Linked DNA regions of Homo sapiens: region 2 is linked to region 1. A link is a loop called in an ENCODE intact Hi-C map of the cell type or tissue named here. Cell type or tissue: ovary. All regions are shown on one strand. Each heading gives the region's core, and the rest is flanking DNA. Links, peaks and the distances in the headings are about the cores only.

What was found. Peaks named below come from ENCODE experiments on the same cell type or tissue, not always from the same donor. Only the 100,000 strongest peaks of a DNase experiment are listed, where the experiment ranks them.
Region 2: a loop joins it to region 1, with 4 times the contacts of the local background. A loop is called at or near these places in 2 of 110 quality-filtered maps.

The regions. Positions count from the first base shown.
Region 1 is chr17:9,933,381-9,950,240 of GRCh38, reverse strand. GAS7 (growth arrest specific 7) reads left to right here. Exons shown (of 14, transcript NM_201433.2): 6 at 3,258-3,347; 7 at 7,005-7,120; 8 at 10,041-10,115; 9 at 15,997-16,075. Among named protein-coding and RNA genes, the nearest start is that of RCVRN, 37 kb to the right of the region's middle. In ovary, for the core only: no CTCF peak of the experiment used is centred there; no DNase peak of the experiment used is centred there.
Region 2 is chr17:10,131,279-10,141,349 of GRCh38, reverse strand. The region is part of intron 1 of GAS7 (growth arrest specific 7); the gene reads left to right. Among named protein-coding and RNA genes, the nearest start is that of GAS7, 62 kb to the left of the region's middle. In ovary, for the core only: no CTCF peak of the experiment used is centred there; no DNase peak of the experiment used is centred there.

The sequences.
Region 1 (16,860 bases), core at 6,470-8,969:
CCACCATGCCCTGGCCAGGAATCTTACATAGATAATGTTGTATTCTTAGAAGTTACACATTTTGAAAAGGAGAAAGAGGCCCAGCACAGTGGCTCATGCCTGTAATCCCAGCACTTTGGGAGGCCGAGGAGGGTGGATCACTTGGGGTCAGGAGTTTGAGACCAGCCTGGCCAACGTGGTGAAATCCTGTCTCTGCTAAAAATACAAAAACTAGCCAGGTGTGGTGACATGCACCTGTAATCCCAGCTACCCGGGAGAGGCTGAGGCAGGAGAATCACTTGAGCCAGTGAAGCAGAGGTTGCAGTGAGCCGAGATCGTGCCACTGCACTCCAGCCTGGTGACAGAGCAAGATTCTGTCTAAAAAAGAAAGGGAGGGAGGGAGGGAGGGCAGGAGGGAAGGAGGGAGGGGAAGAGGGAAAGAGGGAGGGAAGGAGGGAGGGGAGGAGAGGAGGAGAGGAAGGGAGGAGGGGAGGAAGGGAAGGAGAAAGAGAAGAAGGGATTATCCTTGGCAGAATTTGGTGCAGCCCTGTCATCTCCAGGGTCGTCCACGTCATTCCTGCCTCTGATCCTTCTGCTGAGTTGTGTTTCCCTCTAGGGTGGTGGGGACCTCAGCCCTCACCTTAACCACATGTAAGGATCTGGGAGGAGGAGGCTCCTTCTTTTGTTGGGGACTTCTCCCCAGACTGCGACTGAGGTCTGTGCCCTGGCAGCTGGGGAGGGGGTGTGCGCTAGATTTACTTCTAGCCACCCAGGAGCTTCCTGAACCAGAGGTCACAACGGGAGGTCCATGGGCCTGACTTTGCTGACAGAAGAGTTTGTTGGGCCTACATGGTGTTATTGTGTTTATTATTATTGTTTTTAACCTTGAATTAATTGCCAACACTTAAAAATGGAGACACTTTGCATAAAAGTCCCCATTTTCAGCTTCCCTCGAGTCATCACATAATCCGTCAGCACTGGACTCCTCAGAAGGGCTTGACGACACTTGGCAAGAGCTGAGCAGGATCTGCCCCTTGGACGCATCTCTGCAGCCTCTGGCCCCTGCCCAAAGAGCTGAGCAGGATCTGCCCCTTGGACGCATCTCTGCAGCCTCTGACCCCTGCCCAAAGCAGATGCTGTCCGCCCTCCTATCCCAGCTGCAGTTTCTGTGACGCTGTCCGCCCTCCTGTCCCAGCTGCAGTTTCTGTGACGCCTGGGTACCTCACTGGCTTGCACACCCCGCCTAGCATTGGAGTTTGTGTCCTGGGCCCAAAACCTCAGGGCTGCATCATTTTTTAATGTGTGACATTTTCCACTTCAGCAGGTGCTTGGGCTGCAAGAAGGGGTTAAAGACTTATAAGGCTCAGGCCTTGCTCCCACAGAGGAAGCAAATTAGCCCGCGTCCTAGGAGAGGTGGGAATCTGGGGCCTGAAGCCACCTCCACACAATGGGGAAAAGCCAGGCAGTATTGCAGATGTGCTCGGGCAGAAAAGGCTGAGATGACCTGAAAATTTCTGTACTTCACGCTCCTTAGCTAGGGCCAGCCTTACACGTGCAACCCAGATTTTTTTTTTTTTTTGAGGGGGAGTCTCACTCTGTCACCCAGGCTGGAGTGCAATGGCACAATCTCGGCTCACTGCAACCTCTGCTTCTTGGGTTGAAGCGATTCTCCTGCCTCAGCCTCCTGAGTAGCTGGGATTACAGGCACATGCCACCACGCCTGGCTAATTTTTGTGTTTTTAGTAGAGAAGGGGTTTCACCATATTGGTCAGGCTGGTCTCGAACTCCTGACCTCATGATCCACCTGCCTCGGCCTCCCAAAGTGCTGGGATTACAGGCGTGAACTGCCGTGCCCGGCCCCCCAGATTATAATTTTAAGGTGTATTTGTTCGTATGATACACATCGTGACATAAAATTTGCAAGGTAATCTCTCACCCCTGACCCTCACCCACACAGTTCCTTTCCTTGGAAGCAAACAATGTTATCAGTTTCCAGGAATATTCTATATGCAAATAACCAGATGTGTATTATACAGGTGACCCTTGAACAACATGGGAGCTAGGGGTGCCCCCTCCTCACCCATAGTCCAAAATTGACATATAACTTTGAACTCCCCAGAACTTAACTACTAATAGCCTCTTGTTGAGTAGAAGCCTTACTGACATGAACACATATTTTGCATGTTTATGTGTATTATACACTGTATTCTTACAGTAAAGTAAGCTAGAGAAAATAAAATGTTAAGACAATTATAAACAAGAAAAATATAATTACTATTCTTTAAGTGGAAGTGGGTCATCCTCAAGGTCTTCATCCTCAACATCTTCACATTGAATGGGCGAAGCAGGAGGAGGAAGAGGAGGGGCTGGTCTTGTCTTCCTTTTTGAAAAGGAACTATAATACTCTGCTTGCTTTTTTTTTTTTTTTGTTTTTAACCTTCACCTAACCATATATCCTGGCACATTTTCCTTGTTAAATTTTCTTTTTTTTTTTTTTGAGACATAGTTTCGTTCGTACAATGGCATGATCTCAGCTCACTGCAAGGCTGGAGAGCAATGGTGCCATCTCGGCTCACTGCAACCTCTGCCTCCCGGGTCCAAGTGGTTCTCCTCCCTCAGCCTCCCGACTAGCTGGGATTACACGCATGCGCCACTACGCCCAGCTAATTTTGTATTTTTAGTAGAGACGGGGTTTCTCCCTGTTGGTCAGGCTGGTCTCGAACTCTCAACCTCAGGTGGTCCGCCTGCCTCGGCCTCCCAAAGTGCTGGGATTACAGGCGTGAGCCACCGCGCCCGGCCGCTTTCCTAATTAAATTTAAGAACTTCATCACCATGTCCTTTCTGATTTCCATAGATGTCTATCTCATACTTTGTTTAACCATTCCCCCACTGATGGACATTGGAGTTGTTTTCCAGCCTTTAACGGCCATAAATAGCGCTGTCGTGAAAAAGCGTGTGTGGATGTCACTGCCCCCATGCAACTGTATCTGTATGATAGACTCTTGTGCAATTGCTGGGTCAAAGGCACCTGAAGTTTGCAATTTTGATCCTAGTAAACTGCCATCTAGAGAGGTGGTACTGGTTCACAGCCCATTTGGGGTGGGGGTGAGCACCTGTTGCCGCTCATGTGAAATGCTGGCCCCTGGAGCACGGGAAGATCCCTGTGCGTGTTCTGTCAATAGGGAGGCTGCTCCAGTGCCGTGTCCCCCAGGAGCCGAAGCCTTCCTCGCTATTCCAGTCTCCAGCGGGGTCATTCTTTCTTGTTCTGTGCCCTACAGATAAACTGTGTGACGTTCCCTCACCCAGACACGATGCCGGAACAGCAGCTGCTGAAACCAACCGAGTGGAGCTACTGCGACTACTTCTGGGTAAGCAGCGCCTCAGTTTCCCCCACAGCGTGACCCCGGTGACCGGGAGTGGACACCCAGGATGGGTAGGAGGGACCTGGATCTCAAAGTGGAGGGGCCTTTCTCGTTGGAGCGTGAAGGGCTGGTGTTAGAGTTTGCATCTGTGACAGGAACTTAGGACCCTCTTGGGGTCCAGCTCATTCCATGAATCTCAGGGGTTCAGCAGGACTTTTGTTCACATTACAGACACTTCAACCAGAATGTAGGTAAGCGGGGGGCCATTTTCTCCGATGCTCAGTGAAGGCAGGAGACTAGAATCTGCCTCAATAAATGAACGTGGGCTCCATACCTGCTTGTCACTTACGTGAGTGACGTTGGACAAGTGCTTCACCTCCTTGGGCCTCAGTGTTCTCATCAGAATTGTGAGGCAGTTGGGCACAGGATCTTCAGAGAGCTCCAGCTTGGGTAATCCTGTAGTTTTAAAACGTTTGCAGATCACTTAGCGAACACAGAGTTTTAGTTTTGCAAGATTAAAGACAATTTTGCAGGTGGATGGTGGTGATGGTCGCACAACCATGTGAATGTACTTCATGCCACTGAACTGCATTCTTAAAAATGGCTAAAATGGTCCGTTGTGTGCTAGATGTATTTTTTTCACCATTCAAATAAATAAATTTGTAGAAATGCAGAGTCCTGTACCTCAGAATATCCTGGGAATGGTCCTGGGCCATTTGCATGTTAAAGTCATAGTGACTTTCAGAATTAGATCACCCCTTTCTGGAATCAGATAGTGGGGATGGTCACAAACCCTGTGAATGTATTGAAAACCACTAAATTGTACATTTCAAAAAAACAAGTGTCCAAAGACTCCAAGGAACAATAAATAAGTAAAAACTTTGTTTTCACCACTTTGCAAGAATGGATTTTTTGAGACAGAGTCTCACTCTGTCTCACCCAGGCTGGAGTGCAGTGGTGTGATCTTGGCTCACTCCAGCCTCCACCTCCCAGGTTCAAGCGACTCTCCTGTCTCAGCCTCCTGAGCAGCTGGGACTACAGATGTGTGCCACCACACCCAACTAATTTTTTGTATTTTATTTTATTTTTTTAATAGAGACAGGATTTCATCATGTTGGCCAGGCTGGTCTCAATCTCCTGACCTCAGGTGATCCACCCACCTTGGCCTCCCAAAGTGCTGGGATTACAGGCATGAGCCATCGTGCCCAGCCGGATTATCTACACTTTTTTAGATTTGCTAACCGAATACTAGATAAAAGTGCTTTTCTCTTTCTACAAAATCGCTTGTACCTTAGAAGATATACAAAGATCCCTGTTGCCTACACCTCTCACCAAGGCACAATTTCTGTAGCTCCAGCTGTGCTGTGTCCAGGGTAGAGATCTGTGCATTGGTTGAGGAAACAGTATAAAGGGGCTTATCTTTGGCATCAGACAGACCTGGGCAGGTGAGCTCAGAGGGCGGGGTAAGCAAGCATCGGGGTAAGCAAGCATCAGAGTGCGTAAGACTTTCTAGGCCCCAGTAAGTGAGTTTTATTCTGCTTGTGGAAGGAGGGTGTTAGAAGGTCTTAAGCAGCAATATGATGTGATCTGATTCATAGGCATTGTGCAGGTGGGGGTGGGAAGTTGACGGGTGAGTGGAAGAGACCAGGAAAGATGGTGGTGGCGGCAGAGAGGGAGAGATGTACCTGGGTTTGGAAACATCATCTCTCAAGAGGGGTGCAGTAAATGGAGGGTTCAAGGAGAGAGTGGTTTGAGCCCTGGAAATGGGTATCCTAGTTGCTGGAGGTCAGCGTGTGGGGTCTCAAGCCTTGGAAAGCTGGTAGGAATGTCTGATGCCGCCTGCATCCAGCAGCATCCGGAGGGCGACACTTGTGAGTTCTTATCTTAATTCGAGCTCTCTGGGGACTCTGATACTTAATCTGCAATCCACTTATCCCCCTGACCATCAAGGCCTTTTCCATTAATAGAAATTTCTCTCTCCTGACACAGTCATTAAAGCCTGTTTCTTCTGGCTGGTTTTCCCCAGAGTGCATAGCTCAGCATATCCATCCTAGAAGGGAGGCAGATTTGAGCTCAGTATTTGGATAATTTTCCTTCTGCTTTTTCATCAAGATGTAGCATTCGTAGAGTGAAGCACAGAGATCTTCAGTGGACATTGCTTTTAAACTGCAAGAACAGCCCGACTGTGACCCCGTAGGATGGTGATCTCCCTGTCATCAGGGATGTTAGCAGCGTGGCCGGAGGCCTTTGAGTTATGGCACCCGAGGGAGGGGTCCCACACCGGGGGAACTGGGAAGGTGTCCATAAAATCCTTCATCTACTTGATGATGGTAAATGGGGTTCCCTGCAGGCATCAGCAACCCCTTTTCTTTCCCCTCTCCTAAAATGTCTGATCTGGATGGGATCTGAGAGATGCAACCCACCCCTATTTCAAGGGGGTGGTCCGGGGAGATACTACCTAGGATTGGACACCCTGCAGCTGAGCAGAGACAAGAACCTGGGTCCTACCAGATGCTGGGACACTGTTCTCACCAATGCACCTCTCTCTCTGGGATATCAAAAACCTGTTCTGAACACCTTCCATTAAGTATCAAAGTGTTTGACCCTGGGTTCCTGATAGGGAAAAGCTGTAAGGAGGAGGACACTTTTAGACATGCCTGGGATGGCCCTGGGAGCTGGTGCTCCAGCAGCCACGGCCGTGCGGGCAGATGTGTGGGTGAATCTCAGGCAGGGGAATGGCAGGGAAGGGGCATTTGGTATGCTTGAAGAAATGCAGGTAAAATAAAATAAATCATTTAATTTTGAAATTTTAAGAATATTTGTTTGCAAAATTAATTGGCTGCTAAGTACTTATTTCATTGACTTGCCCATCCTCCCCAAGTTTGGACTTTTATTTAAAAGTAACTAATAACAGATGCCATTTATTGGGTACATAGTATGTGCTCAGCAATGTGCTCAGATATATACATAGGTCATTTACCCTGAAATGACCACATGAAGGTGGGGCTGTTATTTCGTCAGTTTTGCAGATGAAAAAGCTTAGGCCTGGAGTGAGTGAAGAACTTGGCCAAGGTCACCCAGCTAGTATTTCAGGGCAGCCTGTCCTGTTCTCTCCTCCGGCCTCCCTTCAACCCACTTTCTCTCTATGATTTACTTTTCTCTCCTGTGATCTTGTATGAATGTGTGGTTAGAGGGTGTCACTGCCCTACCAGTGTAAGAAGTTGGTAGAAGACAGGATGGCTTAAGGCTGGGGGTACCTGCTCCTGAGCTCACACATAGTCCAGCTTGGAGTCAGGATGCCAAGATTCGCCGAGGGCCAAGCCAGATCTGCAGCCACCTGGTTGGAAGTCGTAGGCCGTTAGGCATCACAGCCGGTGCTCTTGGACACTTGCCCTTCTTCCTCTCAGTTCCCAGGTTGGGAGAGTTAAGGGGCTTGGATGTGGGGATGCAGCAACTGTAAGAGCCTGAGCATCAGAAAGCGCTGTTGGGAGTGGGGGCACCAGGAGAGAGATCCGAGTTAGGGCAGCAGAGACAGCTGCTCCCGCGTCTTGTGCTGGACTGGGATTGCCAGGCACATCTAGGAGCCGTCCTCCCTCTACGCCATTCTCCCTGGCTCCAGACTCAGACGTGCCCTAAACTCTTGTGCTTCTGCTTCCTTTGTAGGCTGATAAGAAGGACCCCCAAGGCAACGGCACCGTGGCTGGGTTTGAACTACTGCTCCAGAAACAGCTGAAGGGCAAACAAATGCAGAAGGAAATGTCAGAATTCATCCGGGAAAGGTGAAGCCTGGGCCCCTCCCAGCCCTGGGGCCTGGCACCAGTGTTCCCCGGGGCCCCGTGGCCGGGGCGGGGCGACAGCACAGGACTCAGTACTGCACACTCAGCATTGGGCTGGTTAGCGCCAGGCGGCAAACTCATGGCGCCTGGGATGGATCTGGTCAGCAGTTGTGTACCTTTGGCCGATATAGTGTTTTTAAATATTGAAAGCAACACTTAAAAAAATGGGTAGATTTCATATTAAAATCTGGATATTTAGCACACCTTGAAAGAGCAGAAGCATTGGCAGGATTGCCTCCACATCCCTCACGCGACACTTGGCTGGAGCTGAGTAGCAGCTACTCTTGTAGAGGGGGTGTGTGTTCCCATTTTGCCAGTCTCCACCATTCCGTACTGTCTTCCCCCGCAGACTCCTTCACTCCTTTACTTATGTACCTGGCCATCATTTGAAGCACAGCCCTTTACCGTAACCAGTGGGGGGGATGTTACAGTTCAATTCATCGTTAGCCAAAACCTGTGTCCCAGGGCAGGAGATGTTGAACCCTCCTCCTACCCCATCCCTGCCTCAAGGATTATAACAGTGTTTTGTCTAAAGAGCTTGGGAACACAGATGAAGAAACAATAAATTCAGCCCAATGGAAATGGAGAAATCGACAAAGAGAAAGAGAAGTTCCTTCTCTATCTCCTTCCTCCTCTCTCTCTGTCTCCAAGTTCTGAGGCTCTGTTCAGCACACACTCACATACCCACAGCTGCACATACCCACCTATCACCCATGTGCACACACACACAAACACACAACTTTCCACCTGGAGTTGGAAATATAGCAAATTGCAATATCTTTTTAAAATATTTCTTTTTTTTTTTTCTTTTAGACAGAGTCTCGCTCTGTCATCCAGGCTGGAGTGTAGTTGCGCAGTCTTGGCTCACTGCAACCTCCATCTCCGGGGTTCAAGCGATTCTCCTGTCTCAGCCTCTGGAGTAGCTGGGATTACAGGCATGTACCACCACGCCCAGCTAATGTTTTGTATTTTTAGTAGAGGTGGGGTTTCACCATGTTGGCCAGGCTGGTCTCGAACTCCTGACCTCAGGTAATCTGCCCGCCTCAGCCTCTCAGAGTGCTGGGATTAGAGGCATGAGCCACTGTGCCAGACCAAAAATATTTCCTTTTTAATTATAACAGCAATAATCAAGTAATAATGCTTCGGCGTTTTGAAGCACCCCTTTCCCTTAGAGGGCCTATTTTCATATGAGATCGGATGTGTTCAGGGTGGTATGGGCATAGACAGAGGGCCTATTTTCAATTTGTGTAATCAAATCCTTATTTTATGACCCATTAAACTGGTGGGAAACGGAGAGGTTGCACAGCTCGGGTTTGAGAAAACAATGGTATAAAATAGGCAAATAGGAAAATTGCTGTAAAAGCCAAAGCTTGAACACGCTTATGGTTTATATTTCCATGACAACGTCTTGTTAGCAAATAATTGGAAACTGCCATTTCAGGACATTCCGGGCTTCCTAGAGAAAACGCATACACCATCCACCTTGGGATCTCATAGGGAAGGCCCTTTAGTGCCAGGAGAGGTGAGAGCTGAGGCTCAGAATTGGGAGCTCGCCTGGCTTGAGGACAGGTGCTGGCTGGTTTGCTGGGATCTTGGTTTAGAGAAGTGGGGCAGAGGTAGAGGTGACGCACGCTGTCGTCCTGGAGGTGAGACACAGGAGGCAGACAGCGTATGCACCTCGTGTGTCTGGTGCATGCTGTCGGCATTGAGGAGCCGGGAGCGTGGCATGGATAGATCTACTTTCTAGATATCTCTCTTGACCACAGTCTGGAGGTGAAGGTAGGGGGATGGAGAGGAAGTGACAGAGGCAGATCAGTTGGAATGAGACTCAGGAGGACCTAGAGACCAGTTGAAGGTGGAGGTGAGGGGAAAGCAGTGCAAGAAGGAACGAGATTGTGAGTCTCCTGATGCCAAGTCATGCAATTATTATTACTCGGAATGCTGCCGCCAGACTTTGTCAGCCGCCCTCTCTCCATCATCGCACCCTTTGGGTGCCAGCTGCTTGAGCAGCTGGGAAGCAAACGCTGTGGTCCCAGCATCTCTGGAGCTTCTCTGTTCACCGTGTGGTGGACCAGGGGCTCTCCGAAGCCTGGGCTCTGGCCAGCTCTGGTTGGCATAAGCATAGCTCTTCTGTCTCCCACTGTGGCCCAGAGGACCACTTAGGTGGTGAACAATACCTCTGACAACATGCTTAACATGGACGTGCCAGATAATACAGGACACTCCCTGGGGAGTTGCCTTGCAAATGTGTCAAAGGCCTGCCTGCCGGAAGCTACATCCAAGGCAACTTTCCTCTCCAGGGAAATAGAATCTACCTGCAGCCCTGGGCACTGCTAGGTTTCCGTGGAAGTACTTGTACCCAGCAGGCTTGACAATCAGAGGCATTGGGGGTGTGAGACAGTAGGGAGATGTTCTGTTCTGCTGCTGAGGGTCCGAGGCCACCTGGGAGTTCTGGGGCTGGAAGGGAGAGGGGACAGCACTGGGGATTGCTGGTAGTCCATCACGAGTTGCAAACGTTCATTTCTTCCTTCATTCATTTATTGGTTCAGGGGTCTTATGTTTCCCGTTCTGTGCTAGGAACTGTGTAAACGACAGCTCTCGTCTTCACAGCTCTAGGAGACCGGAGAAAATGTCCTACTTTGCAGATGAGGAGATGGAGGTCCAGACAGTTTTGTTCATTCATTTATCCAACAAGTATTTATTAAGCACCTACTGCATGTCAGGTAGACAGACAAGAGCCATGTGGTCTCAGAGCTTATGGTCTAGTGGGTTCCTTTCCACGGCTGAGGTGTGCAGGGCAGCAGGGCAGACCCACGATCTGGCACTGGAGAGCTGATGTGTGTTGGGTTTTCTCTCTTTGCAGGATAAAGATTGAAGAAGACTATGCGAAGAACTTAGCTAAGCTCTCTCAGAACTCCTTGGCTTCACAGGAGGAAGGGTGAGTGGGTAGGAGAGAGGTGGGAGTGGGGAGGATGGGGGGTCACTGAGGAAGGGAAATCAGCCACTATCACTGATCACTGGCATGGCCCCACTTTGGATGGGGAGCTCTCCATAGGCCTGGCTCAAGGTGGGCACTCATGGCTCAGGTAGGTGCTCATGACTTGGGTGGGCACCCATGACTCAAGGTGTGGGCATCCACACTCAAAAGGGCACTTCCAGCCGGGCGGGTGGCTCACACCCATTATCCCAGCACTTTGGGAGGCCGAGGCGGGTGGATCACAAGGTCAGGAGTTCGAGACCAGCCTGGCCCACATAGTGAAACCCCATCTCTACTAAAAATACAAGAATTAGCCGGGCATGGTGATGAGTGCCTGTAGTCCCAGCTACTTGGGAGGCTGAGGCAGGAGAATGGCGTGAACCCAGGAGGTGGAGCTTGCAGTGAGCTGCGATCGGGCCACTGCACTCCAGCCTGGGCGACAGAGCGAGACTCCGTCTCAAAAAAAAAAAAAGGCACTTCCACATTGTCTTCTCTTTAGTGACCAAGAGCCACGTTCCAGATGTTGAAGTATGTCAGAATCCCCTCTGGTCTGACCCCTGGTAGCTGGGCAGCAGCCTCTAGATGCCCACTCCAGCCTCCCTTTGTCTAGGGGCAGGCTGGGAGGAAGCTGCGTATGAGAGGGTATTGTACCTGGCCGCTTTGTCTGGAGCTCTCTCCTGTGGGCTTGAGGCATAGGCTCCCTTCCCGCTAATGCTGTGACTGTCCAGACCTCCTTGAGTGGGACCTGGGCTGGGAGAAGCTTAACCCAACCCTCCCAGCCACAGAAGGACTCCTAGTGGGTAAAAAAGTCTCAGCCCTTATGCACCCCTGGGGGAAATGGAATATGGTACAGCCGCTGTGGAAAACAATCTGGTTGTTCCTCAAAAAGCTAAACATAGAATTACCATGTGACCCAGCAATTCCATTCCTAGGCTTATACCCAAAAAAACTGAGTACAGGCACTCAAACTAATACATGTATACACATGTACACAGCAGCAATATTCATAATAGCCAAAAGGTGGAAACAACCCACATTCCACCCAGGGATGACTGGATAAACAAATGGTGGTGTATGCACAATGGATACCCATGGATAGACAATGGAATATTACTCAGCCATGAAAAGGAATGGAACACTAATACATGCTACTGTGTGGATGAGCCTCGAAAACATTCTGCTAAGTTACAGAAGCCAGGCACAAAAGGTCTCATAGTGTATGATTCCATTTATGTAAAATGCCCAGAACAGGCAAACCCATGGAAACAGAAAGTGGATTGTCATTTGCCAGGGGCTGGGGGAGGAGGGGAATGGGTTGTGACTGCTTAAAAGTTACCGGGTTTCCTTTTGGGGTGTGTATTCATCTGCTTGGGCTGCCACAAGATGTCCCAGACTGGGTGGCTGAAACTACAGACATTTATTTTCTCGTGGCTCTGGAGGCTGGGAAGTCCAAGATCAAGGTGCCAGCAGGGTTGGTGCCTGGTAAGGACTCTCCCATTGGGTTGCAGATGGCCGCCTTCTGATTGTGTGTTCATGCAGCCTTTCCTTGGTGTGTGCTCAGAGAGAGAGAGAGAGGGAGCTCTGTGATGTCTATTTTTTTTTTTTTTTTTTTTTTTGAGACAGAGTCTCGCTCTGTCGCCCAGACTGGAGTGGCCTGATCTCAGCTCACTGCAACCTCCACCTCCCAAGTAGCTGGGACTACAGGCATGTGCCACCATACCTGGCTAATTTTTTGTATTTTTAGTAGAGACGGGGTTTCACCATGTTGGTCAGGCTGGTCTAGAACCCCTGAACTCAAGCAGTCCACCCTCCTTGGCCTCCCAAAGTGCTGGAATTGTAGGCGTGATCCATCGCGCCTGGCCAATGTCTATTTTTATAAGGACACTAATCCTATCAGATCAGGGCTGCACCCTTATGACCTCATTTAACCTTAATTACTTCCTTAAAGGCCCCATTGCCAAATGCAGCCACATTGTGGGTTAGGGTTTTAACCTAAGAATTTTGGCAGGACATAAACCTTTAGTCCATACTAGCATGACGAAAATGTTTTGGAACTAGATAGAGGTGGTAGTTGCACTCACAAAACAGGCGTTTGATTTGGTCTCGTCCTAAATGCGCCTGGATCGATCACTTTTCAACGGTTAATTTTATGTTATATGAATTTCACCTCTGTAAAAAAAAACAGAAAGACTCTCAGGAGGTTAGAGTTGAAAAGGTCCCCAGAGGTCCTCTCCGTTCTGACCTCCCTCTGGTGCTGGTCTGTTTGAATTCCTTCTCCAAGGGGGAGTGAACCCCCGAGGAAGGAAGACGTTCTGTTGTGGGATGGTTGTGGTCGTCAGCGAGCCATGATGTTAAACCAGTCCAAATCTGCCTTCGTGGCTTGAAATCCTTCAGGAGACTGAGATTTTGCCAACCCAAATGTGGCTTTGATTAAGCCCTCCACATGGGTTGGCTGTGCAGCCAGGCGGCCTCCTTTGAATGGTTCTCACCCTCCCTGCCAGCCACAGACCGCAGGGCGGCCCAGCAAGACCAGCGTCCCTTCCACAGATGTAAATGAGGTTAGTTCATTCCTGGCCTCCTTCTGCTCCATGCACGGGGCCTGAGATAGGGGCAGGAAGGGGGCACATAGAGGAGCAGCTCTTGCTGCCTGGCAAGGGGCTTTCCTAAGTATCCCCGTGCCCTGCAACCACTGTGCCACTCCGGAGTCTTCCGGCTTCCATCTCTCCAGCCTGGGCTGCTGCCAAGGACACTGTGTCCTGGCCAACATGCACAGCATATGCTCCTCACCCGAGCAGTCCAGCTCCATAAGTCAGGCCCACACTACCATACTGTACACACATGCCCGGACAAACACAGAGACAAACACAACGCAAGCTCACATACATGCATCAGGGCCACTGCCTCGTAGGTGTACACATTACTCTGTGTGTGCATGCACGCACAGCAGCCCCATGCACACACTCCTGCAGCAGGCACTGGAACATGAACACATGAGCCCCCTACGTACAACGTGCAAAGACACTGATTTACATTTACACACAGCTTTGGACATTTAACCCTATCTCCTTGAAGACTTTCAAAGCAAAGCAGGAGTCTAGAAATTTGGAGCAGTTGAGGAAGATGCTGCTCAGGGAGGCTGGAGAGGCTTTTGCAATTCAACTTCTGTGTCCAAATTAGATTTCACAGGACATGTGCACATTGGTAAATAAACAGAATTCGGTTGTTTATTCTGCCTTTAGTTTTTCTCTCCTATGTGGAAAGGAAATGCGATTTTGGTTTTCCTAGTTGGCAGTCATGAAAACAACATGCATTTTGATTTGGCGTACCTGAAACTGTATGTTGGAACAGAGATGCACCTCAGGTTTTGTTTTGTTTTTCATTAACCGTTTATCAGATGAAAAATCTCTTTTCAAATGAGAGAATTTGTAAGTAGCTTTTTAATAAATGGTGATGTGACTCCAAAGAGCCTGGAATATTGGAGAGCAGGGAGGCATTCACCAAGGATGCACTGGCTCAGAGGGGCCCCTCTGAATGTCTGGAGACATGTCTTCCCACTTAGCAGTGTCTGGCCTGGAGGTAGAGCTGAGGACGTTGTGTTGGGTGGGGGAAAACCATGGTTCTTCCTTTCATCCCAGTTGCCCAGAGATGACATTCTCAGGCCACCACGACTGTCCCTGGGCCATTTACCTGCCATGTGCTCTGCTGACAGTAGACTGACAGCTCTGTGGAAAGATGCATGTGCTCATACAAAGTCTGGGCACCGCCTGGGGCCTTTTTGGCTCTGTGACTCTTGTTCATACCTCCCACAGGCTGCTGTGTGTGGCTCAGCTGCAGGGGCAAACCCCTCTCACTTCCCTTTAATCCAGTTCCCATTCCTCCCAGGACAACCTTGGTATGCTTCAAATAGTGTTGGCTTTCACCCTAGAGCTAGGAGGCATCTTGAGATAATTTGTGTGTATGGTGTGAGGTAGGGCCGAGATTCCTTTTCCTCCTGTGGATGTACGGTTGTCTCTGCACCATTTGTTAAAAAGATCATCTGTTTCCCCCATGGAAACACCCTAACCTCTTTGCTGCAGTCAATCGGCCCTAGCTGGGTGACTTTGTGTTCTGTTCCGCTGATCTGTGTAACTGCCAGGACTACTCCTGCCACCCCTGGACCTCCTACCCACCTGTTGAATCAGGTGGGGCACCCAAGCCACCCAGAGGGGGTGGAGTGCCCCAGTACAGCTTCCTGGATCTCAGGCCCTTCAGGCAGAGACAATTGTCAACAGCTTGGATTGCCCCGTTTCATACTCCAGTGCTTCTCTGGTGGCTTCCCCTGCCAGGATCACTGAGGGGACCTTTCTTTGCTGCTAGACTCCTAGATAAAATCAGGCAGTCATTTCCCATAAACACCCACCTCGGCCTGAGCCTGCGCCACCACCACACAGGGCTGGCCAGCCATCAGAGGGATCTGCTGTGCACTGTTGGGCAATTCTTCGCTGCTGGCTGCTCTGCTCCAGACCCAGAAGCCTCACCACATGCTGTCTTTTATTCAGCTTTTGCCACTCGACTTTAATGAATTCTCTGGGGGAAGTGGCTTTTGGATGATATTAAGTCAACAGAACATTCAGCCTGGATTTACTGGCTGTGTTGAAGAGGCTGGGAGCAAGAAAGCGGGGGTATCACTTGGAAGGGTCATGCGGTTAAAGAGCTCCAAATCATAGAGAATGTAGCCTGGGGCCTGCATTGGCAAGTCTTAGGGACTTCAGGAGATTTCTTCTACGTGAAGCCTCTCCTTGGAGTGGAGAAGTGATGCTGCTAAGAGGACTTGGCCCTTCTCTAGTAAGCTGTGGGCAGCATCAGGGCTCACAGCTAGAGAAGCAGTGCTAGAGGAGACCGTGCTTCCTAGGATGGCCGTGGGAGCCTTCTCTGCCCTGTGGCTGCATCTAGGTCACTAGACCCACACAGTCCATCTTCCCCACTCCTGGAAGCCAAGGAGCTGGGTTTTTCCTATAAGCAGCGCTGTGTGATACCTGCTGTTTGAAAAGAGCTTCTCCGGCTGGGCATGGTGGCTTATGCCTGTAATCCCAGTACTTTGGGAGGCCGAGGTAACCCCTCCCTGCAGCTGCTCTCAGTTGGTCAGGAGTTCGAGACCGGCCTGGCCAACATGGCAAAACCCCGTCTCTACTAAAAATATAAAAATTAGCCGGATGTGGTGGCACACGCCTGTAATCCCAGCTACTCGGGAGGCTGAGACAGGAGAATCGCTTGAACCCAGGAGGCAGAGGTTGCCATGAGCCAAGATCGCGCCATTGTACTCCAGCCTAGGCGACAGAGCAAGACTGTCTCAAGGAACAAACTAATAAACAAATGAAAAGAGCTTCTCCCTGGAATAGAACCTGTTTTCCTTCCTTGATTTATTAGCAGATGCTTGCACCCCTCATCAGCAAACCAGGGAGGGGTGATGTGAAAGCTCTGGGGACAGTGACGGCCCAGGGGTCAAGGCCCTCACTGCAGCTGAGGCTTTGGAATGTCCCCACACCTGCTTCCGGCACCTTCCTGGGTCCTTTCGAGCCTCTGGATTTCTAGGAATCCCCACCCCCCCCACCTCTTGGCTGTGCGCCACAGTCTGTTTCCTTAGCTCCAGAGGTAAGGTGAGCTCACTTGGACCTTGGTGGCTCATCTGACTCTGTGAGTTGAAACGTGATGCTCATGTCTGGTTTCTGCCTGACTTCTGCCTCATCCGCGTCCACATTCTCAGCTGTCATATACCTCCCCGAGACCTGGGGTGGAGCCCCACCATCCTGCCTCAGGAAGGGCTTTGGCTTGTGACCTGAGTCTCATGGTCTTTGTGTTGCAGCTCCTTGGGAGAGGCGTGGGCCCAGGTGAAGAAGAGCCTGGCGGACGAAGCAGAAGTTCACCTCAAGTTCTCTGCCAAGGTAACCCCTCCCTGCAGCCACCCTCAGTTGGTCTTACACACTGGGGTACTAAAAAATAGTTAACAACTGTCTCTCCAGTTTGCCGTTTGCCATTTTCCCTGGTGTAAACTTCAGGCTATCAACATGAAGTCACGGAATACGGAGTTGGGAAGAGATATCTGCCCAGTGGCTCACCATGAGGTGGTGCATTTTTGTATAGACACAGTAGCACAAATAACCATCAATATCCACCAAGAGCATGGAAAATAGTAAAGTGTAGTTAGGAGGTGGTAAGTGCTAGGTATTTATTGCCTTTGTTTTTTATGTTTTGTTATTTTTAAAAAGACAAGGTCTCACTGTGTTGCCCAGGCTGGAGTGCAGTGACATGATCATAGCTCACTGCAGCCTCAGCCTCCTGGGCTCAAACGATTCTCCCACCTCAGCCTCCCAAGTAGCTGGGACAACAGGTGTATGCAACCATGCCTGGGTAATTTTTTTATTTATTTGTAGAGATGGGGTCTCGCTATTTTCCCCAGGCTGGTCTTGAACCTCCTGGCTTCAAGCAGTCTTCCTGCCTCTACCTCCCAAAATGCTGGGATCACAGACATGAGCCACTATACCTGGCCTATTACCTTCGTTTTTAATATAATTTTTATTCAATTATAAGTTCATATCATTTCCTTTTTGATAATGGCCGTGTTTAACAACCAGCAAACAGAATTCCTGAAAATTTAACATTCAGCTCTTGGGAGCCACTGGGAGCAGGCCTTAGCACACCTGCCCAGTTTCTCAGGGCAGCCCCTGAG
Region 2 (10,071 bases), core at 7,555-10,054, 190 kb before region 1:
CAGCCTCCCGAGTAGCTGGGACTACAGGCTCCCGCCACCACGCTAGGCTAAATTTTTGTATTTTTAGTAGAGACGGGTTTCACTGTGTTAGCCAGGATGGTCTCAATCTCCTGACCTCGTGACCCTCCTGCCTCGGCCTCTCAAAGTGCTGGGATTACAGGCGTGAGCCACCGCGCCCGGCCCCTAAGCAGTGGCTTTAATATCCCCTTGATGTGACCTGTGAGCAGCTTCCCAAGGCAGGAAATTCCAGAAGTGAGTCAGGGCCAGGGCCCTGGAGCCACTTCCCTGGGTCCCCAGAAGCAGCCTTTCTGTGGCTGTCAGAGGGGCATAGCTGGGTGCACACCAGGGTGGGGCCAGTCCAGAAGCTGGCAGTATTGATGGAGACCCCTCTGTGTCCCACTCCCTGCTTGGGGGAGCCATTGAGGCATAGTGGCCAGTGTGGGACCCTGCATCTTTAGCATTTGTATCTGCAGTGTTGTGCACATACAAGTGACTCTTTTTGTTTTAATCTGTTAGCCTAGAGGGGCAGAGTAGCAGACTGAGTCTCCACGGCTTTCCACTACCCCAGCCTTCAGCATTCCATCTCCAGCTTCTCTAGGGACACTCCCACTCCATGACCACCTATTCTGTGGACTTACAGTGAGGAGCAATTAGCTGTGTCAGTCAGGGTTTGCATGGAGAAGCAGAATGAGTAGGAGAAACAGACAGAAACGTAGATGTAGGCATATTCATGTACATAAACACACATGCAGTTGTAGACACATACACTAGCTATATAGACATACGTGCATATAGCCACAGACACACATGTATATACACACATAGACATAGACACACAGGTACACACACACAAATGCAGATATACACATTTTTATTTATTGACTTATTTTTGAGACAGGGTCTCGCCCTGTCACCCAGGCTGGAGTGCAGTGGCAGTCACGGCTCACTGCAGCCTCAACCCCCGGACTCAAATGATGTTCCCACCGTAGCCTCCCAGGTAGCTGAAACCACAGGCATGCCCCACCATGCCTGGCGAATTTTTAAATTGTTTGTAGAGATAGGGTTTCCATATGTTGCACAAGCTGCTCTTGATCTCCTAGGCACACGCAGTCCTCCCGCCTTGACCTCCTAAAGTGCTGGGATTGCAGATGTGAGCCACCATGTCCAGCCCCTGCATTTTAAAAGAGAGTTTTTACAGAATATTAGTCTTATGTCATTGTGGGGCTGGCTAAGTAGTCTCTGTTGGGCTGTCATTTCAATGTCTGATGCTGGAGCTTGAAGTCTACGGGAAAGGTGAAGTTAAGAAGAGAAGATCATGAGCAGGCTAGAACCTGTGGGCATGAGCTGGAACCCCACAAGGATGGAATAAAATTGTCTTTGACTTTGATAGTGTGGGTATCCTGCAGAATCTGGGGCCCTGTGTCATGGACCTAACCAATGTATCCTGGCTCAGGGGTTGGATAAGCTGACAAAAGCTCCAGGAGAGGGTGGAGCAGTTGTGGGCCTAGCCACTGCTTTATGCCAGTGAGGCAAGTCAGCAGATCAGCAACAATGTGTTTGAGCTGCAGAATCTCTGCTTCTTCCCTTTCCCGCACCATATCTCCCAGAAATCTTCCTGTGGTCTACGCTAAGCAGAATGTATAAGGAAAGGAATTCTGGGAACTGAAGTTCAGCCTAGCCATGTTGACACAGTAGAAAGCCATCACATTGCTAGAAGATTGAGTGAGCTGGTAGGAAGACAGTAGGCTTGGGAGTCAGAACTATTTAAATTGTAATCCTGACTTCCTTGCTGTGTGAAATTATCTGATCTGTGCCTCTTCATTAGTGGGGAATAATAATACAAATTGCAGAGTTATTAATTAGATTAAATGGAATTAAGAATGTTGAGTATCTCACTTTGCTCCTGGACCTGGGATAAGAAATCTCAGACCTTTCACAGTTCTTGATACTAACCAGGAACATAATATCTCTACATAATTAAGTTAGACTCTGTCCCCTGGACAAATGGTTTCTTCACGTAGGGCTTGTATGTTCCTTGTGTTAGGTTTATTCTTAGGATGTTGATAATTTCTTCTTGTTATTGTGAGTGAAATTTAGTTATGTTTTAAAATTGGTTATAGATGATACATGGTTCCAGAATGTTGCTAATAAATAGCTGTGTTCCTGTCTTTAGTGGGAATTCCTCTGGAGTTTCCTCATAACTCCGATACTGGCTGTTGGTTTTAGATAGCATTTATATTTTCTATTTAGCATTTTAATGTCCTTTTTGTGTCTGTTTTTCAGTGTCTTCCTGGAGAATATAAAACTAGGCTGGCGCTAATACCAAGAAGAGGTATTTTTAAAGGCACAAATAGATGTGGGATTTTATCAAATGATGTCTTGTCAGCATCTCTCAAGATGATCATATATTTTTTTCATTTTTGAAATATTAATATGATTAACAATATGAATAGACTTTCTAGCAGGATAGAATATTGAAATCCAAGGTGACTTGATGGAAAGAGCATAGGACAGAGTACCTGGAAACCTCGATTCTAGTTCTAGGTTTGTTTTTTTTGTTTTGTTTTGTTTTTGTTTTTTTTTGAGACGGAGTCTCTCTGTGTCGCCCAGGCTGGAGTGCAGTGGCACGATCTCGGCTTACTGCAACCTCCACCTCCCGGGTTCAAGCGATTCTCCTGCCTCAGCCTCCTGAGTAGCTGGGATTACAGGTGTGCACCACCATGCCTGGCTAATTTTTTTTGTACTTTTTAGTAGAGACGGGGTTTCACCATGTTGGTCAGGCTGGTCTCAAACTCCTGACCCCATGATCTGCCCACCTCGGCTTCCCAAAGTGCTGGTAATACAGGCGTGAGCCACTGCGTCCAGCCTCTAGTTTGGTTTTTTAATTTCAAATTTGACCTGGACAAGCCAGTATGTTTTATTATTCCCTTTAACAAATATCCCACATTCATATTTCCTTTTCTGTAAAATGGCGATAGTTATGCATGTCCTCCCTTCCTTACTAGGGAGTTGGAAGGATAATCATGAGTTAAGAAGTCCTTCCTTTACATTTATTTAAGTGCCTTCACATCTGTAAAAGAACTTTGGCCGGATGTGGTGGCTCACGCCTGTAATCCCAGCACTTTGGGAGGCCGAGGCGGGCGGATCACGAGTTTAGGAGATCGAGACCATCCTGGCTAACATGGTGAAACCCGGTCTCTACTAAAAATACAAAAAAAAATTAGCTGGGCGCTGTGGTGGGCGCCTGTAGTCCCAGCTACTCGGGAGGCTGAGGCAGGAGAATGGCATGAACCCGGGAGATGGAGCTTGCAGTGAGCCAAGATTGTGCCACTGCATTCCAGCCTGGGCAACAGAAGCAAGACTCCGTCTCAAAAAAAGAAAAAAAAAACCTTGAAAAAAGTATAAAATGAAGGGACCTGATCTTATTTACTGTACCTTGGTCAACCAAAAACTCTTTCCTTTCCCTCCCTCCCTTCTTCCAACAAATATTTATTAAGAAACTTCAATGTGGTCTGGCGCGGTAGCTCACGCTTGTAATCCCAGCACTTTGGGAGGCCAGGGTGGGCAGATGACCTGAGGCCAGGAGTTCGAGACCAGCCTGACCAACATGGCAAAACCCCGTCTCTACTAAAAATACAAAAAATTAGCTTGGTGTGGTGGCATGCACCTGTAATCCCAGCTACTTAGGAGGCTGAGGCAGGAGAATTGCTTGAACCCAAGAGGCAGAAGCTGCAGTGAGCCAAGATCCTGCCATTGTACTCCAGCTTGGGCAACAAGAGTGAAACTCTGTCTCAAAAAAAAAAAAAAGAGAAAACTTCACTGTGCTAGGAATTGTTCTAGACACAGGGAATACAGCAGTTACAAAGTAGGCAAATTCCCTGCACTGTGCAGCTTACATTCTAAGAAACAAACACTCATATACATGTCAGCTAAGCTATATATACTATGAAGATAAATAAAGTGGGGGAGAGGGGTGAGGGTGAGGGGGGCAGGTTGTGGGGAAGTTTACTTTAAATGGGGTAGTCAGAAAAGACCTCTCTGAGGTGACATTGGAGCAGAGAACTTAATGGAGAGGGAATGAGCCATATGGAAATCTGGGGAAGAAGGTTCCAGGCAGAGGAAACAGCAAGTGCAAAGACCCTGAGGAATGGCGGTGATGCCCACGAAGCTCGAGTTGGGTGAGCAGGTAGGAGAGGGAGAGTATTTGCGGTCTCTCTCTCTCTCTTTTTTTCTTTTTAAGCTGGGTCTCGCTCGGTTGCCCAGGCTGTAGTGCAGTGGCGTGATCTCAGCTCAGTGCAACCTCTGCCTCCTGGAATCAAGTGATTCTCCCACCTCAGCCTCCTGGGTAGCTGGGACTACAGGTGTGCGCCACCATGTCTGACTAATTTTTTGTAGAGACGGGGTTTCGCCATCTTTCCCATGCTGGTCTTGAACTTCTAGACTCAGGTGATCCTCCTGCCTCAGCCTCCCAGAGAGCTGGGATTTTTACAGGCGTGAGCCACGATGCCTGGCCAGATTTGAGGTCTAAGAGGTCAAAGAGGGTCAGATAATGGAGGAATTTGTGTCCCTCCCACTGTTTTTTTCTAAGCGTGAAGGGAAGCCTTTGGAGGCTGGTGAGCTGTAGGCGACACAATCAGTCTTCGTGTCTTGCAGGATCACGCTGGCTGCCCCATGCAGAATAGGTTGAAGCTGGTTTTAAATTGAGGCAGACGGACAGATGCGAGGGGTCACTCAGTCTGGGATGATAACAGTGGAGATGGTGTCATGTGGAGGATTTGAGTCCCTTTTTGCAGGAGGTGCTGTCTGGATTTGCAGTGCATTGAAGATCTCATCTTTGGGACAGCTAGTTGGCTTTTCCTGTGAGAAGAAAATGCATCAGCCGCGCTGCCTTCCCCAGTCTGGAAAATCTGGCTTGCCTTTTCCACAGCACCGTTGATGCGGAGTTGGGAGAAACCCCGAGCTTAGCCCCAGCAACTCTCCAAACCTCTGGCTGGACTAAGTGTCAAAAATAACTAAAGGGTTTGGATGTCCCCAGGAGAAATTCTTTTCTGAGGCCCAACCCAGAAACAGATTTCATGGTTTGATCTGATACCCAGAGGAAGTGGCTCCCCACTCACCCAGCCTCCCCCGTGGATCTGGGGAGGCTTGTTCAGAAAGGAAGATGAGCAAGTTGGCCTCATGCCACACAGTTACAGTTTGCATTAGTCATAGGACACTTCGCCATGGGGACATTGTGATTAATTAATAGAAGACGGAGACAACATTTGGGAGGCATTTGTTTTTATTCGGAGTGTCTGGTCCCTTCAGACGGTCCTTGGTGTTGTTCCGAGCTGAACCACCCCCCTGCTCAGTGGGGCCAACTCGCTAAGTCATGCTCTTGTTCTTTAAACTGTCTCCCCACATCTGAACTCCAAAAAGTCTCGTCTTCATCTCTCCCTAATATTACAGCCTCAAGTCTTCCCCTACTGTTTTCTGCTAAGTTGAGTTCTCTGTTGATCTTCTGCTGACAATTTATTTCCTTCTCAGAGCATAGGCATCCAGGCCTGAGCATTGAAAACATCCTCCTTTGCTGGTGGGTACCCCCCTCCCCCCAGTTCGGAGGTCTGTGGATGTCTGCAGTGGGTCTCATAAGCTTATTGGACATGGAGCTCAGAGGTGGTACCAGAGCTGTGGGTGGATAGGAAAGAAAAAGAAGGCATTGTGCCCTCTCTGCTGGCTTATTCCCACCACGTGGAGATGGGAAACCACACATTAAAAACAACATTAAAAGACGAGATCAGGAACTTAAACAGATATAAACCAGCAGAGCGTGATGGGGGCATTTATAGCTGCTCACCCCCTTAATCGAAGAGAAATCTCTCGGGCGGGCTCAGTCCCTGGACTTTCTGGTGAAGAGCCAGTCTGAGCAATGGACAGAGGGACAACATTGCAGAGGTCTGAAAAGCTGGTTTTGAAGCAGAAGGTGGGACTTGACTCTGGAGGTGGGCCTTGGACACCCAGCCAAATTGAAGACTAGCTAAAACAGAGGCAGGGTGGAAGCAGCTTTCCAAAACACACACCCACCACTGCGCCAGGTCATTTTACCATTGCCATGGCAACACCTGGGGATTACTGCCTCTTTCCATGGCACTGACTGAGGACCCCAGAATTACCACCTTTTTCCTAGAAATTTCTGTGTAAACTGCCCTTTAATCTACATGTAATTAAAAGAGGATGTAGGCCGGGCTGCGTTGGCTCACACCTGTAATCCTAGCACTTTGGGAGGCCGAGGCAGGTAGATCACAAAGTCAAGACATCAAGACCATCCTGGCCAACATGGTGAAACCCCGTCTCTACTAAAAATACAAGAATTACCCGGGCGTGGTGGCACGCACCTGTAGTCCCAGCTACTTGGGAGGCTGAGGCAGGAGAATCACTTGAACTTGGGAGCCGGAGGTGACAGTGAGCCGAGATTGTACCACTGCACTCCAGCCTGGCGATAGGGCGAGAGACTGTCTTAAAAAAAAAAAAAAAGTGGATGTAAATATGAGTGCAGAACTGCCCCGAGCTTCTACTGTCTGCCCAGGGGGTAGCCCTGCTCTGCAGCGGCGGTCACAGGGCTATAGTCACAGGGCTATAACCCTGTGGCTTCAATAGAGTTGTTTTCTTCCATCCTACCACATGGATTGCCCTTGAATTCTTTCCTGGGGGAAGCCAAGAACCCTTATGGGGTAGGCCCCACTTTGGGGCTCACCTGTCCTAGATCAATTTCAGGATAAGAGAAAGGGCCAGTCCTTGTAGAGCAAAAGGGATCTTTGCACAGTGTTGGTGGGGAATATAAATCAGTTCAGCTATTACGGAAAACAGGATGGAGGTTCCACAAAAAATTAAAAATAGAATTACCATACTATCCAGGGATCCCACTACTGGGTATATATCCGAAGGAAATAAAATCTATATGGAAGAGGCGTCTGCCCTCCTGTGTTCATTGAGTCCTGTTCACAATAGCCCAGAGAGGGAATCCACCAATGAATGAGTGGATAAAGAAAATGTGGCTCACACCTGTAATCCCAGCACTTTGGGAGGCCGAGGCGGGCGGATCATGAGGTCAGGAGATCGAGACCATCCTGGCCAACATGGTGAAACCCCGTCTCTACTAAAAATACAAGAAAAATAGCTAGGCGTGGTGGATGGTGCCTGTAGTCCCAGCTACTCGGGAGGCTGAAGCAGGAGAATGGCATGAACCCGGGAGGCAGAGCTTGCAGTGAGCGGAGATCGCGCCACTGGACTCCAGCCTGGGCGATAGAGCGAGACTCCCATCTCAAAAAAAAAAGAAAAAAGAAAATGTGGTACAGGTCAGGCATCCCAAATCAGTGCTGTCATGATGCTCAAAGAAAATGGTCATTGGAGCATTTTGGTTTTGGATTTTTGGGTATGGAATGCCCAACCTGTATATATACACAATGGCAAACTATTCCACCTTAAAAAAAGAGAAAATCCTATCATTTGTGACAACATGGATCAACCCAGAGGACATTATGCAAAGTGAAATAAGCCAGGCCACAGAAAGATAAATACCATGTGATCTCATTTATATGTGGACTCTAAAAAAGTTGAACTCATAGAAGCAAAGAGTAGAATGGTGATCACCAGGGGCTGGGTGGGGTGGGGCTATGGGTTGCGGGTGGGGAATATGCTGGTCAAAGAACACAAAATTTAGTTAGGAGGATTAAGTTCAGGAAATGGTGACTATAGTTAATAATAGCGTATTATATTTTAAAAATTGCTAAAAGAGTGGATTTTAATTGTTCTCACCACAAATAAGTATGTGGAGTAATGCGTAGATTAATGAGCTCAGTTGAGCCACTCCACAGTGTATGTACACCATAAATATATGTTGTACACCATAAATATATACAATTTTAATTTGTTAATTAAAATAAAATCTGGCGAGGCGCAGTGGCTCACACCTGTAATCCCAGCACTTTGGGAGGCCGAGGCAGGCAGATCACTTGAGGCCAGGAGTTCAAGACCAGCCTGGCCAACATGGTGAAACCCTGTCTCTACCAAAAATACAAAGTTTAGCTGGGTGTAGTGGCACCTGCCTATAATCCTGGCTACTTGGGAGACTGAGATAGGAGAATCACTTGAACCCAGGAGGTGGAGGTTGCAGTGAGCTGAGTGCCACTGCACGATCTCAACCTGGGCGACAGAGCGAGACTCCATCTCAAAAAAGAAAAAAAAAAAATATAAAAATATATAATCTAATTATAAAATTTGAAAAAAGTAGACAGGACTGATTTTGAAGGGAGGGGTATATGTGAGAGAGTTGGTCTGTCTGTTGGTCTGTGTGTCTTTCAGAGAAGGATGCCTGCAGGGGAGAAAGACCAAGTCAGAGGGGCTTGGGAGGAATTTAAAGTCTTTCGGTGAAAAGAAGGAAAGGGATGTTGGGGTGGAGGTCGGAGGTGCAGCTGCTAAGCCTGTGAGTCAGTTTGAAAGAAGGGGATGAAATTTTAAATGTTGCTACATGTTATGAATGAAGCCCCTCCCCCAGCCTTTTTAAAAGAGACTTTAAAGATTAAATTGCTTTAAAAATGATTTTTTTTTTTAGTTGAGACAGGGTCTTACTCTGTCGCCCAGACTGGTACAATCTTGGCTCACTGCACCCTCCGCCTCCTGGGTTCAAGCGACTCTCGTGCCTCAGCCTCCCAAGCAGCTAGGACTACAGGCGCGCACCACCATACCCGGATAATTTTTTTGTATTTTTAGTAGAGACGGGGTTTCGCCCTGTTGGCCAGGCCAGTCTCAAACTCCTGGCCTCAAGTGATCCACCCACCTCGGCCTCCCAAAGTGCTGGGATTATGGGCATGAGCCACCGTGCCTGGCCAAAAATAATTTTTGAATGATGCTTGAGTGATGTTTCTTTAAATGTGATACCACATGGAGACGGAGTCAGGCCCGAGTAGACAAAGACTGAGATGATGGGTGTGCACGTAGGGTGGTGGGGTGAGGTTGAAGATCAGCAAGTTAGACCAGGTTTAAAAGGAAGAGGCATTCTTCAGGGGAGAAGGTGCCAGCTATCATCACCTGAGCAAAGATCAGGTAAATCTGAATAAGAAGTATTTAGTTATGGGCACCAGATGTTTAGGAAACAAAAGGGGTAAGTGAAAGAATTGTGAGTACGTGAGCACGTATCCATACGTTCACGAGTACATGTATTCATACATTCATGCGTACATTTTCATGCAGTACTCATGCAATCATTGAGTACATTTTCATACCTTCACGAGTACATGTATTGAGTACATGTTTTTATACATTTGTCAGTACATGTATTCATATGTTCATGAGTACGTTTTCATGCATTAACATGTTTTTATACGTTCATGTTTTAATACACTCATGAGCACATGTATTCATTCATGAGTACCTTTTCATGCAGTCAGTACATTTTTATACATTTATGACTACATGTTTTCATGCATTCATGAGCACATTTTTATACATTCATGTCATGTTTTAATACACTCATGAGCACATGTATTCATTCTCGAGCCCGTCTATTTATGTATTCATGAGTACATGTTTTCATACATTCATGAGTATATACATTCATGAGCACATGTATTCATACATTCATGAGTACATGTATTCACTGAGTACATGTTATATGTTCATGAGTACATGTATTCATACATGCAGGAATACAGGAATACATGAGACTTTGTTTTGTTTTCTTTTGTTCTTTTGAGACAGAGTCTCGCTCTGTTGTCCAGGCTGGAGTGCAGTGGTGTGATCTTGGCTCACTGCAACCTCCGCCTCCCGGGTTCAAGCGATTCTTGTGCCTCAGCCTCCCAAGTAGCTGGGATTACAGGCATGTGCCACACGCCTGGCTAATTTTTGTATTTTTGGTAGAGACAGGGTTTTGCCATGTTGGCCAGGCTGGTCTCAAACTCCTGACTTTAAGTGATCTGCCTGCCTTGGCCTCCCAAAGTGCTGGGATTACAGGCGTGAGCCACCACACCCTGCCCAGGAATACATGAGACTTTGAAGTTCTGATTGCTAACCCAAGCAATGTTGGCTGTAATTATC